2 separate regions of the Homo sapiens genome follow, and region 2 is linked to region 1. Evidence: chromatin contacts called from ENCODE Hi-C or POLR2A ChIA-PET data. All regions are on one chromosome and are shown on one strand. Each heading gives the region's core, a stretch centred on a gene start or an enhancer-like site at or near the end of the contact. The rest is flanking DNA. Distances are from core to core; before and after follow the strand shown.

What was found. A loop is a pair of places that touch in the nucleus more often than their neighbours do. ChIA-PET counts read pairs that join two places held with the same protein, here RNA polymerase II (POLR2A). Pooled maps may share reads with other maps.
Region 2: a loop to region 1 is called in a pooled map, with 4 times the contacts of the local background. The contact joins the promoter of PCCA here to the promoter of CLYBL-AS3 in region 1. A Hi-C loop is called at or near these places in 1 of 168 maps with a recorded cell type or tissue (endothelial cell of umbilical vein) and 6 of 50 pooled maps. POLR2A ChIA-PET finds 5 or more read pairs at or near these places in 3 of 52 experiments (SK-N-SH, T-cell and WTC11).

The regions. Positions count from the first base shown.
Region 1 is chr13:99,954,809-99,960,422 of GRCh38, forward strand. It overlaps CLYBL-AS3 (CLYBL antisense RNA 3), which reads right to left and starts at 2,357. Exons shown (of 5, transcript NR_120421.1): 1 at 2,275-2,357. RefSeq lists enhancers at 1,437-2,412, 2,413-3,387.
Region 2 is chr13:100,085,991-100,091,604 of GRCh38, forward strand. It overlaps PCCA (propionyl-CoA carboxylase subunit alpha), which reads left to right and starts at 3,103. Exons shown (of 24, transcript NM_000282.4): 1 at 3,103-3,235. The coding sequence starts at 3,131. It overlaps PCCA-DT (PCCA divergent transcript), which reads right to left and starts at 2,953. Exons shown (of 2, transcript NR_132422.1): 1 at 2,643-2,953; 2 at 41-737. RefSeq lists enhancers at 2,633-2,682, 2,713-2,972 and a silencer at 3,253-3,432.

The DNA of each region.
Region 1 (5,614 bases), core at 1,107-3,606:
CTAATTTTTGTATAGTTTGTACAGATGGGGTTTCACCATGTTGCCCAAGCTGGTGCTGACCTCAAGCGATCCTCCCGCCTCAGCTTCCCAAAGGGCTGGGATTACAGGCGTGAGCCACCGCGCGAGGCCAAGAAAGCCTATTTTCAAACAGGATCCTAGCTGCTCCTGCCTCTCTCATCCTTGTGTCCTGCAAGCAAAGGATACCTAGGACCCTGGGGTAGAGGCCAAATGACCCGGGAGTCAACTTTGAGAAAAGGAGGCTAGGGAGAGGAACAGAATGGGTGTCTGATGGTGAGACCTGAGGAAAGGTGGAAGCAAGAAGACTGGGGGAGTGAGACAGCTGCAGGCTTAGGACACCCTCCTGAGAGCCCAGAGCACTGTGGCGGCGTTGGCTCCCCAGACTGGGGGCCTCAGGAGAGCTCGCGACAGGCTCCCCAGCAAGCTAAGCTCCCACTCCCGGGAGTACAACCGCCCTCGCGCAGGTGTACGCCCAGACACAGCCATAGCCAGCGGCCTCCAGGTCTGGGGCTGTCCAGAGAGGCCTGGGGGCCACACCCCAGCCCTCTGCCTCCCCACCCCCGCTCCAGGACGGACCCTGTCTCACCACAGGGCCACAGAACCCTCTTCAGTCCCACCAGAGAACAAACACTCCAGACACTGATTCGATCTGTACTGAAACCACTGGTTAGAAAATCCACAAGGCAACCACCGCCTTCGCACATTCCCTACCTGCAAGTATTGACCCCGATCAGCCAGGCCTGGCCGCCAGAACCAAGGTAGAAACTCAGGACCCGGTCCTCAGAAGCTCACAGCCCCAGGGAGTCTAAGAGACTGACCTCAAGGATCCCCAGGAGCCACTGTTTCTTCTGGAAGCCCTCTGGAGGAGCGTTTTTCCCCACGGCCTTTCCTCGCCTCACAGTTGTTCACACTCTCCTGCTCCTGGGGGAACCCAGGCCGGCTCATCAATGACCCCTCGCCTCCCCGCCCTCCTCCATTTCCTGAGCTGGGATAGCCCCAGAAGTTGAGCGTTTCCTATGCTGGAAGGACTTCCAGCTTGGAGCGGAAATCGGGGCCGGGGCAAGGACGCAGGGGCGTGTCGCCCACGTTTCTGGCCCGGCTAGCCGCAACTCCTTGGATGTAAACGAGATTTGGCCGGCGCTGCGGCGTGTGGGGAAAGATGATTACACTCGAAAGGAATCACGACTCCTTGCGGAGCCATTACTCGTGCCGCTCCGCACGCGCAGGTTCTGGCCCGGCTTTCAGCAACTCCCCGCTCCTCGCTAACCACTCGCTCGTAATTTGTGGGCCGCAGTGGAGCTGCGCCCGGGGCTGCAGCCCCCCAATTAAAGCACTTTTGCAGCTCGGACACCCAGAGAGCTGCCTCCGCGCACGCCAGGCCGGCACCTCCTGCTCCCACTCCCCTCTCCGCCCAGCCGTGGGCAGCTGAAATGGATGTGATTTCACGCACTTCCTGCGCGCGCACACACACATGCACACATGGACATACACTTGCACACACGCACAACGCGCATTCCCCCTCCAATGCCGCCCGCACACGTGCGCGAGCCTGGACGTTCCCCTTTTGTGCTCGTTTTGCAGGCCCAGAGCTCCTGCTGCTGGTTTTCTCCTTTCTCTCCTTCATCGCCTCTTCCTTCGCCACTTTCCTTCTGGACCCTCCGGGCTGGCTCCTGCCCCTCTGCCCCGGTGGCGCTCTCGCCTATTCCTCCCGGGAGGAGCCGGGGCCGCAGAGGTGCGCCCTGCACGCCCAGCGAGGGCCGAGTTCTGGGACGGCTGGGACCAAAGGGCTGGCCTCCGGCCTGCGCCCTGTTTGTTTTCCTTTCGCCCCCTGAATACTAGATTGAGACGTAAAGATTACCCGGGCCGAATAATGCCGGGAGTCAACACTCGAGCAAACAAAAGTGCTTGCACAACTAGTCAACCCCGCTGGGACCCGGGCCGCGGGCTGGGGGAGAGAACGCGCTCCTCGCTGCTAATTACAAATAAATGATGATGTGCTCACTAAGTAATTGATTTAATGAAGTTCCTATGAAACTATTAAACCCGGGTGGAGGTCAGGCTGGAGGCGCCCCAGAGCGCCCATTGTGGGCTGTTTAACTCCACCAGGCTCCTCGGAAAGACATCGGGGCTAATAGGTGAAGTCACAGCTGCTCGCGCTGACTTCTCGGAGCGCCCGGCTGGCCGCGGGCACCCTCGCGCCCTCTTCTTGTAGCGCCCTTGTGCCCCGCCGCCCGCGCCCCGCGCCGGCCAGCTTACCCACGCCACTCCCAGCCCTGTCGCCAGCTCCCGAGGGCCTCTCCAAAGGGATCCCGGGTCTCGTTAAGAGCGGGAAGTTGAGCACTGAACTTGTGCTCACCGCCAGCAGTCGGCGGCGTGCACCGCCGCCCACCCCTCCCTCCTCACTCCACCCCCGCCACTTCGTGCAGGAACTCCAACCAGTGTGCCACGCAGGGTGCTCGCGAGCTCTTGGCAAGGTGCCTGGATCCCGAGCGTGTGCCCAGTGCACTGGCTGGGGCTGGGCTGGGGGGGTTGAATTGCGCGTGAGCGTGTGTGTGGGGGGGGTGGTAGGGAGGTGGGTGTATGCGTACGAGAGAGAGTGCGTTCCGGGCCAAAAGGCCATCTTTCTGCATCCGTTATCCTGGCCTGGGCCCTGTTCATGCAAAAAAGTAGAGGAGGTAGGGACAGCAGAGAAGAGGAATGAGGAAAGATGTGCAAAACAGATCACTCAGGTAGGCGGTTGGGCCTGGGAACTCCAGTCCTAGGCTGTGCGGGAGTGGGCTGCTCTGGCGCGGCCCTCTCTCGCTGCCCCACCGCCCACCTCTGCCCGCGTCCTGACCCGGCCAGGCGTTCCTTGGCCCCAGAGCGACGCCTCCAGCTGCCAATGGGGCGTAGGGCCCCAGGCCCGCATCTCAGGGCTGTCTGAATGCGAGCTCTCCGGCCACCCATTGCGCTCAGATTCCAGTCTCTGCAGGAAGGGTAGGGACTAGTTCTCCTGCAACATGGCTCTTGGTGGAAACATGACCCGCCCCTTATCCAAAAGGCCAGAGGGAGCCCTGAATGGACACATTTTAAGATGGAGAATCAGACATTGCAAATGGATCAAAAGCTAAGGGTGCTAACCACACACACACACACACACACACACACACACACACACACACACACGGGGGTGGGGGTGGGGAGGGCATTTTACTGCATCTCCCCCCACCTACAAGGGGTCGTGTGGTAAAAGAGAAGGCCCACATCCAGGTGAAACGCCACATAGGGAGACGGGGGCGCCTGTTGGGCTTCTGGCTGCAGAAATCAATCTGCCGGGATGCCCTGCCCCCTCTGCCCAGCCAAATCTTGTCTCTCTTCATCAAGAACTGATAGTTAACAGAGTTTCTCAGAGCATGCATTTCATTTATGCCACAGTCAGTTGGCAGTAAGCTTCATTCCTTTTTTTATGTTAGGAATTTTCAACTGCTGAAACCAATTTCCATTTGACTTTGAATCAAACACTTGCAATGGGGGGCAGGGGAAAGGGACATTTTGGCGTGGTTGTTGGCGACTTTAAAGAGAACTCCACTCCCGCCTGGATCTTTGGTCTCAAAGAGGGTCTCAACCTCTGACTTCGGGGAATATTGACAAAAATCAATTTGAGTCTTGCTTGAGGTCTCAGTTTCGCCATCTGTAAAATTGGATCTGGAGATCCTTGGCTGAGGTCCTTTGGGCTTTATTTGTTTGTGATCTGTGAAGGGGACCGTAGGGAGAGGTGGAAGTCAGTCAAGACGCCTGTTTGCACCAAGCTTTTGTCTTTCTTTGTAGAAGCGAGTCCCTTTGTAAAATAACGCCCCGCCAGCCTGCCTAATGGATTTGTGCAGAGCTAGAGTTTTCATTTTCCCCACGCAGGAACGACGAAAGAGAGGGGGTCTTCCAACCCAGCGAGTCCCGCTTGGCCCCGGTTTGCCAGCGGCGCTCTCCAAAATGTGCCAAAAGCTGTGCTTGGGGCACTCTCTCGACCCCGCCCCGGGCAGCTGTTCCCATTTTGTTCCCGCCTTCCCTCCCCTCACCGCAGTCCCTCGTATTCCTTTAACGCCTGCTGCTGACTGCATCCCTGCTGCCCTTAATGTAGGATGGGCACTTCTCTTCAGCCTCCAAATGAGAAGTGACATTTGCACTCGGCTCAGCCAACGCGTGAGCAGAGCGCGGGGGCACAGGCCCATTGACCGAGCGCGGCCGAGGGGCCGGCCGGCTGGGCAGCATCCGAAGCTGCCTTAATTAATACCATCTTAAATAGTCCAGCAGCCACCGAAGACAAAGTTGAAGAAAGACTTTAAGGCTGAGTGCCCCTCGACAAGCTCTTTTTCCCGTGTCATTCAATATTTAATGCGCCCGCTTGTAATGCTACTACTGGTGTTCCTTTCTCAGCAAGGACATTATTTTTTCACGGTGCCCATAGCCAGGGAAAGCCCTTTAGGCAAAGAAAATCAAAATGTTTGTTGTTTTGGATGACTTATAACTCTTGTTTAACACAAGCACTTTCAGGAAAGTATAACAGGCGCAGCCTCCAAAGCAAACAACACAATCCTTGTGACAGAGTCGGACACAAAAAGCACATTGTCTTGCGGACTACCCCTTTTCTCTGGTGCTAGATGGGGGCCTGTCTCCGAATGAACACCACGATGCCATTTCACTTTTGAACTATTGTTTTTGAGTTATGCCATGTGGTCAAAAGGAGCGAGAAGGGGGTTGTTTCCAGGCTCATAAGACAAACGAGTTGCCTTTTCAATGAAATCCCCCCGCGATCCTTGAAAACGGAGTTTAAATGTCACCTCCGCCTTTCTAATGGGCACAGGGCTGGAGGCGACCCTTCAAAGCGCCTCGGTGATGAACGACCCTTATTAAATATGGCCCGAGCTGCTGGGAAAGTCCCGCGCCCGGCCGCGCGCCCTAGAGCGCCCCTCGCCGGTGGGCCCTGGAGGAGCCGGGCCTCCGCTGCCACCGAGCGGAGTCCGGGCCCGCAGAGCCCCAGCCCGGACTGGCGAGGGGGTGCAGAGGGAAGAAGAGGGAAGCCTGGACGAGGGGGGGCGTTGTAATACAACTTCTTATCTGCCGACCCCAACACGCCCGTGCGCCCCCAGCCCCAGAGCCTCGGCGTGAAAGGTTGGTGCGTTTCCCCCCTGACTCTTTTTGTCCGCAGCCGAGTGGCGTCTGCGAGTCTGAGCTGCAAAGTTACTGATTTGCAGGCTGCATGTTAAGGCAGCCCATGTAAGTAATTTCTCTGGGCACCCCAGCAAAGGAGAACAAATCGCTGACAAAGGCGAGCGCTTTCGATTCAGCGGCGTCGTTAAGGCAACCCCAAAGTATTCCTCCTATAATAAGTTCCACTTCAAAGGGTTTCTCATTCAGCGGTGACTGCTTCGCACTTTTATTAAGTCCGGGCTTTTTCACTCGGAGGAATCATCTGTTTGGTTATTTTTCATCGTGTTTATTTTTCACCATTCACACAGTACTTGTATTAAATAAACAAAGAACAATCGCTCTGCAAATAAAAGTACTTAGGTGGGGAGGGAAGGAAGAGGAGCTGGGGCTCTGGCGCCCCTGCCCCTCTCCC
Region 2 (5,614 bases), core at 1,853-4,352, 130 kb after region 1:
TGGGAAGACTAACTGCTCTAGCAATCCTCAAATCTCAATGGTGTAAGAAAATAAAAACTTTATTTTTTGCTCATGTCACAGTTCGGTGCAGGATAGTGAGAAGGATCTGCTCTCCTTTGCTACTGGAGACCCAGGCTGCTTCTGTGTAGTGCCTAGAAAAGTCTCAGCAGCTGAGAGGTGAAAAGGTGTGGAGGATTGCATGGAAGGTTTTATAAGCCAAGCCCAGGGGCTGTTGAATTTCATGTCCTCTCATATTTTATTGGCCAGAAATCAGGTATAGTACCACATCGAACTGGAAAGGAGGCCAGGATATGCTGCCCAATAGGATGCTCCGAGCAGTGCACTCAGAAGAATGAACAGGTTTGGAGACAGTCCAAGTCTGCTGTGTCCTCAACTTCCTTGGGGGTATTTTCCTTACAATCTATAACTTTTTTTTTTTTTTTTTTGAGATGGAGTCTTGGTCTGTCGCCCAGGCTGGAGTGCAATGGTGCAGTCTCAGCTCACTGAAACCTCTGCCTCCCGGGTTCAAGTGATTCTCCTGCCTCAGCCTACCGAGTAGCTGGGATTACAGGGGCCTACCACCATGCCTGGCTAATGTTTGTATTTTTAGTAGAGATGGGGCTTCACCATGTTGGCCATGCTGGTCTCGAAGTGCTGACCTCGTGATCTGTCCGCCTCGGCCTCCCAAAGTGCTGGGATTATAGGCGTGAGCCACTGCTCCCGGCCACAATCTACAACTTCAAATGGAAAAGGCAAAGATAAATATTAGTCCTCTATCAGTAAGGACACACATGTAGCTGCTGTAACAAAGGCAAAACAAAAAAACACAATGCAATAACTTAAACAAGATACAGTATTTTTCTTGCTTGCATAAAAATCTGAACAAAGCACTCCAGGGTTGACGTGGCGGCTCCACAGAATCAGGCACTAAAGGCTCCTGGTATATTGTTTTGTCTCCCCGATCACCTAACTTCCTTCTTATCATCTGAGATGACAACTTTACCTCCACTGTAGTGTCCACATTCTGGCAAACTGGAAAGAGGAGAAGGGCAAGTGGAAAGCAAGCCTTTCCCTTTAAAGGTATAACCCAAAAGTTGTCTATGTCACTTGTGCTTATGTCCCATTGGCCAAAACTTAGTAACCAAATCTTGGTAAGCACCCTTGCTGCAGTGGGAGTTGGGAAATGTAGATCTTTGTTTAGGTAAGAAAGAAGAGGGCATGGAGGGCACAGTCCTTACATTCCAGACCTTAGTCATGGCGCTACACCTCGTTGTAAGGGAGGCTAGCTATTGCAGCCTTTCGCTGGGTGGCCATGTACCCAGCTAGATCTCAGGGGCACTCTTACTAAAGTAATGCATGGAGAATGGATAGCATGAGAAGCAGTTTCTGCTACAAGTGCCTTTCATAAAAAGAACTCCTATAAGAAAAACAAACAGGGCCTAAGGAAAACTAATCCAAAGGGTAAAACATGGGGAAAAGACAAAAAACAAAAGAAAAAAGAAAAGCAAGTTTCCCAGGTAGAAAATGAATGAAGACTGAGGTACATAAGTGAGAAGTCCTGTAAAATTGATAATCCTTTTCATTTTGTCACAAAAGTCCCTACTTACATTCTAAAATTCCATTAAATGTCACCTTTCTGATATCCCCATTTTATTTCTCTCTCTTTGGGCATTTACCATGCTGTAGTGTACTCTAGGCCATTCCTAGCTTTGTAACTCTCTCAAGGTGACTCTGCAGGAGATGCAAAGTAGTTAAGAGGAGAACCCCCAATACTGATGTGTTTATAGGTGAGGTGGTCTGATGTCTTAGATTTGCTTTAAAATATTCCTGCACAAAATAAAAAGGGGAATAGATGAAACAAGATTGACAAAATGTTGATTCATTGACGCGGTGTAATGGGTATCTGGGTGATCATAGTACAATTTTATCTCTTTTGTATATATTTTAAAATTTCCATAATATAGCAAAACATGAGCCCAGTCCCTCAAGGCAGCCAGATTTGGGTTCAAACCCTAGTTTGACCTTTTACTCGCTGAGTGACTTTACCCTGCTACAGCTTCAGTTTCTCCAAATGGAAATAATATATACTCCATTAAGGTTCTTGTAAACTCTCAAGTAAGAGGGAATCTGAGGCTCTAGCACACGGCCCGGCCCTTAATAGTTGTACTAATTTTTATTTTATTTTTCGAAACGGAGTTTGCTCTGTCACCCAGGCTGGAGTGTAGTGGCATGATCCGGCTCACTGCAACCTCCACCTCCAGGGTTCAAGCAATTCTCCTGCCTCAGCCTCCTCCCGAGTAACTGGGATTACAGGAGTGCGCCACCACGCCCAGCTAATTTTTGTATTTTTTAGTAGAGACGGGGTTTCGGCATGTTGTCCAGGCTGGTCTCCAACTCCTGACCTCAGGTTATCCTCCCGCCTCGGCCTCCCAGAGTGCTGGGATTACAGGCGTGAGCCACTGCGCCTGGCCAGTAGTTGTACTAACAAGGGTTTCTGCTTGCGAGCAACAAAGACTGACTCTAGTTGTGGCTAATTTCTTTCACACACACATATTAAGTGCCAGAGGTAGGACTTGAGCTCGGATCTCTGATTTCCAGACCTAGAACTTTTTATGTGTTATTACAGTCGTTAAAAACCTTACCTGGATTTGTGCTTTGCAATTTACGCTTTCGAACATGCAGGAATGTAGTTTGGGCATTTGTCTGGAACTTCGGATTCTCGGGACTCCAGGGTGGCCAAGGCGCGGAGGTGACTCAATGACATTGACCGGCCTGGATGCACGTGGGTTGCTGAGCCGATGCTGGGAAGGTACGGGGTTTGCCCGGTGCAGGCCGCCGGAACTCACGCACGCCCCTGTCTCTCTCACTCCTGGGGTCGGCTCTGGCCGGTGGCCTCCAGCTCAGCTAGCGGCCGGACGCGCAGCCCGCCGACTAGCCCTCCAGGTCCTAGCGCGACTCCCGGATCCCGGATCCGGCGGATCTGGCCGACCACTCACCCTCCCCTTTCCGCAAGTTAGGGGGCGGGGCATCGGGTTTCTGGCTCGTGATTTGCCGGAGCTCCTGCGCTCCCCTTCTCCACCCCCTCCGGCTGTGTGAGAGGTCAGCAGAGGGGCGGTCTGCGGGGACAACAATGGCGGGGTTCTGGGTCGGGACAGCACCGCTGGTCGCTGCCGGACGGCGTGGGCGGTGGCCGCCGCAGCAGCTGATGCTGAGCGCGGCGCTGCGGACCCTGAAGGTGAGGAGCAACGGGGCCTCGCGGGTCCGGGCTTCACTGGGCTTCTAGCCGTGCCGCCTCTGGGCGGCTGGCGCCGGGAGAGCGCTGGCTGGGTCCGGCTGCCCCCGCGCCCCGGTTCCGCATCAGCTACACCGCTTGCTTTCCTCCCTCCCGGAGTTCGCGTGGCAGCGGGCTCAGGAGGCATCCCTCGTTGCAGCTGTTCCTCGCGGGGATCCTGCGGAGCAGAGAGGCCTAGGGCAGAGGCAGTTGGGTGCCCGCACGCCCTCCGAGGCGGCTGATGGCTTTGGGCAGGCATATTGCTCGAGGTCTGCTTCCAGGGCCCCGCGGCATTGGCTTTGTCTTAAGCTTTCCAGGGTGTCTTTTTAGGTGTCCTTATAGTTTCCGTGTTCTGTTGCCTCTTTCCAGCATTTTTGAAGGGACACTGTGAACTGTTGCTTAAGTAGTGTTAGGGTTGTGAGTTTGTCTTATCTTTTAAAGTATTATACCATGTCAGGACTGCCAATAGATTTTACGTTTCATTTGAAAGCCTGTTTTAATTGTATGACACCCCAGTCTACTGTGTACCAAATGCATCCCGTGAACTTACTTTCCTTTTCGGTATAGTGGTGAGCCTGATTTTGGCACTGTTCTAAACACATTTCATGACTGTTCTGTATACCTAGGCTGTCATGATGGCAGATTGACAAACAGGTTGGAGTGCTTGTGTGTGCTTCTGAGCTCTGTCTCCAGTCAATGTCGAGTCTGTCGTTAATTCTGGGGCACAGACCACCTAACCTACTTTATAAGGTTTGTTGAGGCACTTGAACACATTCTTTAAAATGAAGGTCCCCTGAAAACCATCTGTCAGCTGGTTCAGTGTGCTTGTTAAACTTCCTTTTAAAAAATAATTATTAAAACATTGCCACATAACTTGATTTATAGTCATTTAATTTTAGACGTTGAAGACACTTTAGAGACGACCTGCCCCATCCTACTCTTTAAAGAGGAGGGAACCGAGCCCCAGGTGGGCAGTATGAGAGCTGGAGCTTATCGACATGGAAGTGAGTGGCACCTATGTTTGTTTTGTGTCCAATTCAGCGTGCGGACTTTCACTGTTTTCTGTGTTCCCATACAGTTTAGTGTTCTTTAATCTTTATCATTCTGTTCATCTGTGTTGGCCACTTCAATTGCAGCTGTAAGACTTATGCATTTACATAGGAGGCAAGTTAGTATGGTGTAAAGTGTGGGCTTTGGGGTCAGGCGCATGAGGCTTTGTATATTGGACAGGTCTCTTCCTTGGGCGTCAGCTTCGTCCTTGTAGCTATTTTTTTCAACAAATATTTACTGAATATCTCCTGTCTTCCACTTCTGGGGAATGAATATGGTTTCTGCTTTCTTAGAAATTTTACTCTAGTAGGGAGACTGTAACAAGTGTAAAATGGTATTAGGGGAGATGCCCGGGTGCTATAAGAAAATAAAATAGAGGGATTTGACCAAGCCAAGATTTTGAATTCTGTGTTCTAGATACTGTTCTGTTGCTTTGCTTGAACTAATTTATTCAATCTCACAACAGTCGTATGTCCCCCATTTACAGAAGATGAAAGTGAGGCACTGAGTGTTAATGTGACTTGCTCGAAGCTATAGTGCCAATAAGTGGCAAACAGGATTTAGAACTCCAGAACCTGTGCTCTTAATCATACTATGCTATCTACGGTAAGGGAGTGTTTTCCTTTGGAACTGAAAATTGAGACAAGTTTTGAAGGATGAAGTGACCTTTTCTAACAAACAGAGATGAATGTTATAGGTGAGAGAGCAGTGTATGCAAAGGTCCTGTGGCCAGAGGGAATGACAGGTTAGAAGAACTGAAAAAAGCCTACAGAGGCTCTGATGCAGAGAGTAGATGGTGTTGGGGAAGCTGGCAGGAGTCAGACCATCTGGCTCTTATAGATCACATTATGAGGTTTGGTGTTTGTCTTAGAGCAGTGGGAAGACATTGATGTTGGAGGTGGGAGGGATGACACTGACATTTTAGATTGGAGAGGCTGAGAGGAAGGCTGTTACTGTACTTACTGTTGTACACTTGTTATACACTTACTGTGTAATACATACGCTTTGATGATTCTTACCTGGTTTTTTCCTTTTAATGTGTTGGCAGAGACTGCATCTTGTCTATTTCTGTGTTCTTAGTACAATGTTTGACACAATAGGTGCTGAATGTGTAACAATAGAGTAGCATTATGTTTGTGCCGGTAAAGAATTCCTCCTTGGGGTGGGAAGCATCTCTGAAGTTCACTATCACTCTAGGGGAACTTGAGCTGCTGCTTAGCTTCTCTCTGCGCTTCTCTTCTATGAACTTGAAATATGCTCTACTGAGTCTGTTTGAAGCTGAATCTTTTGAAG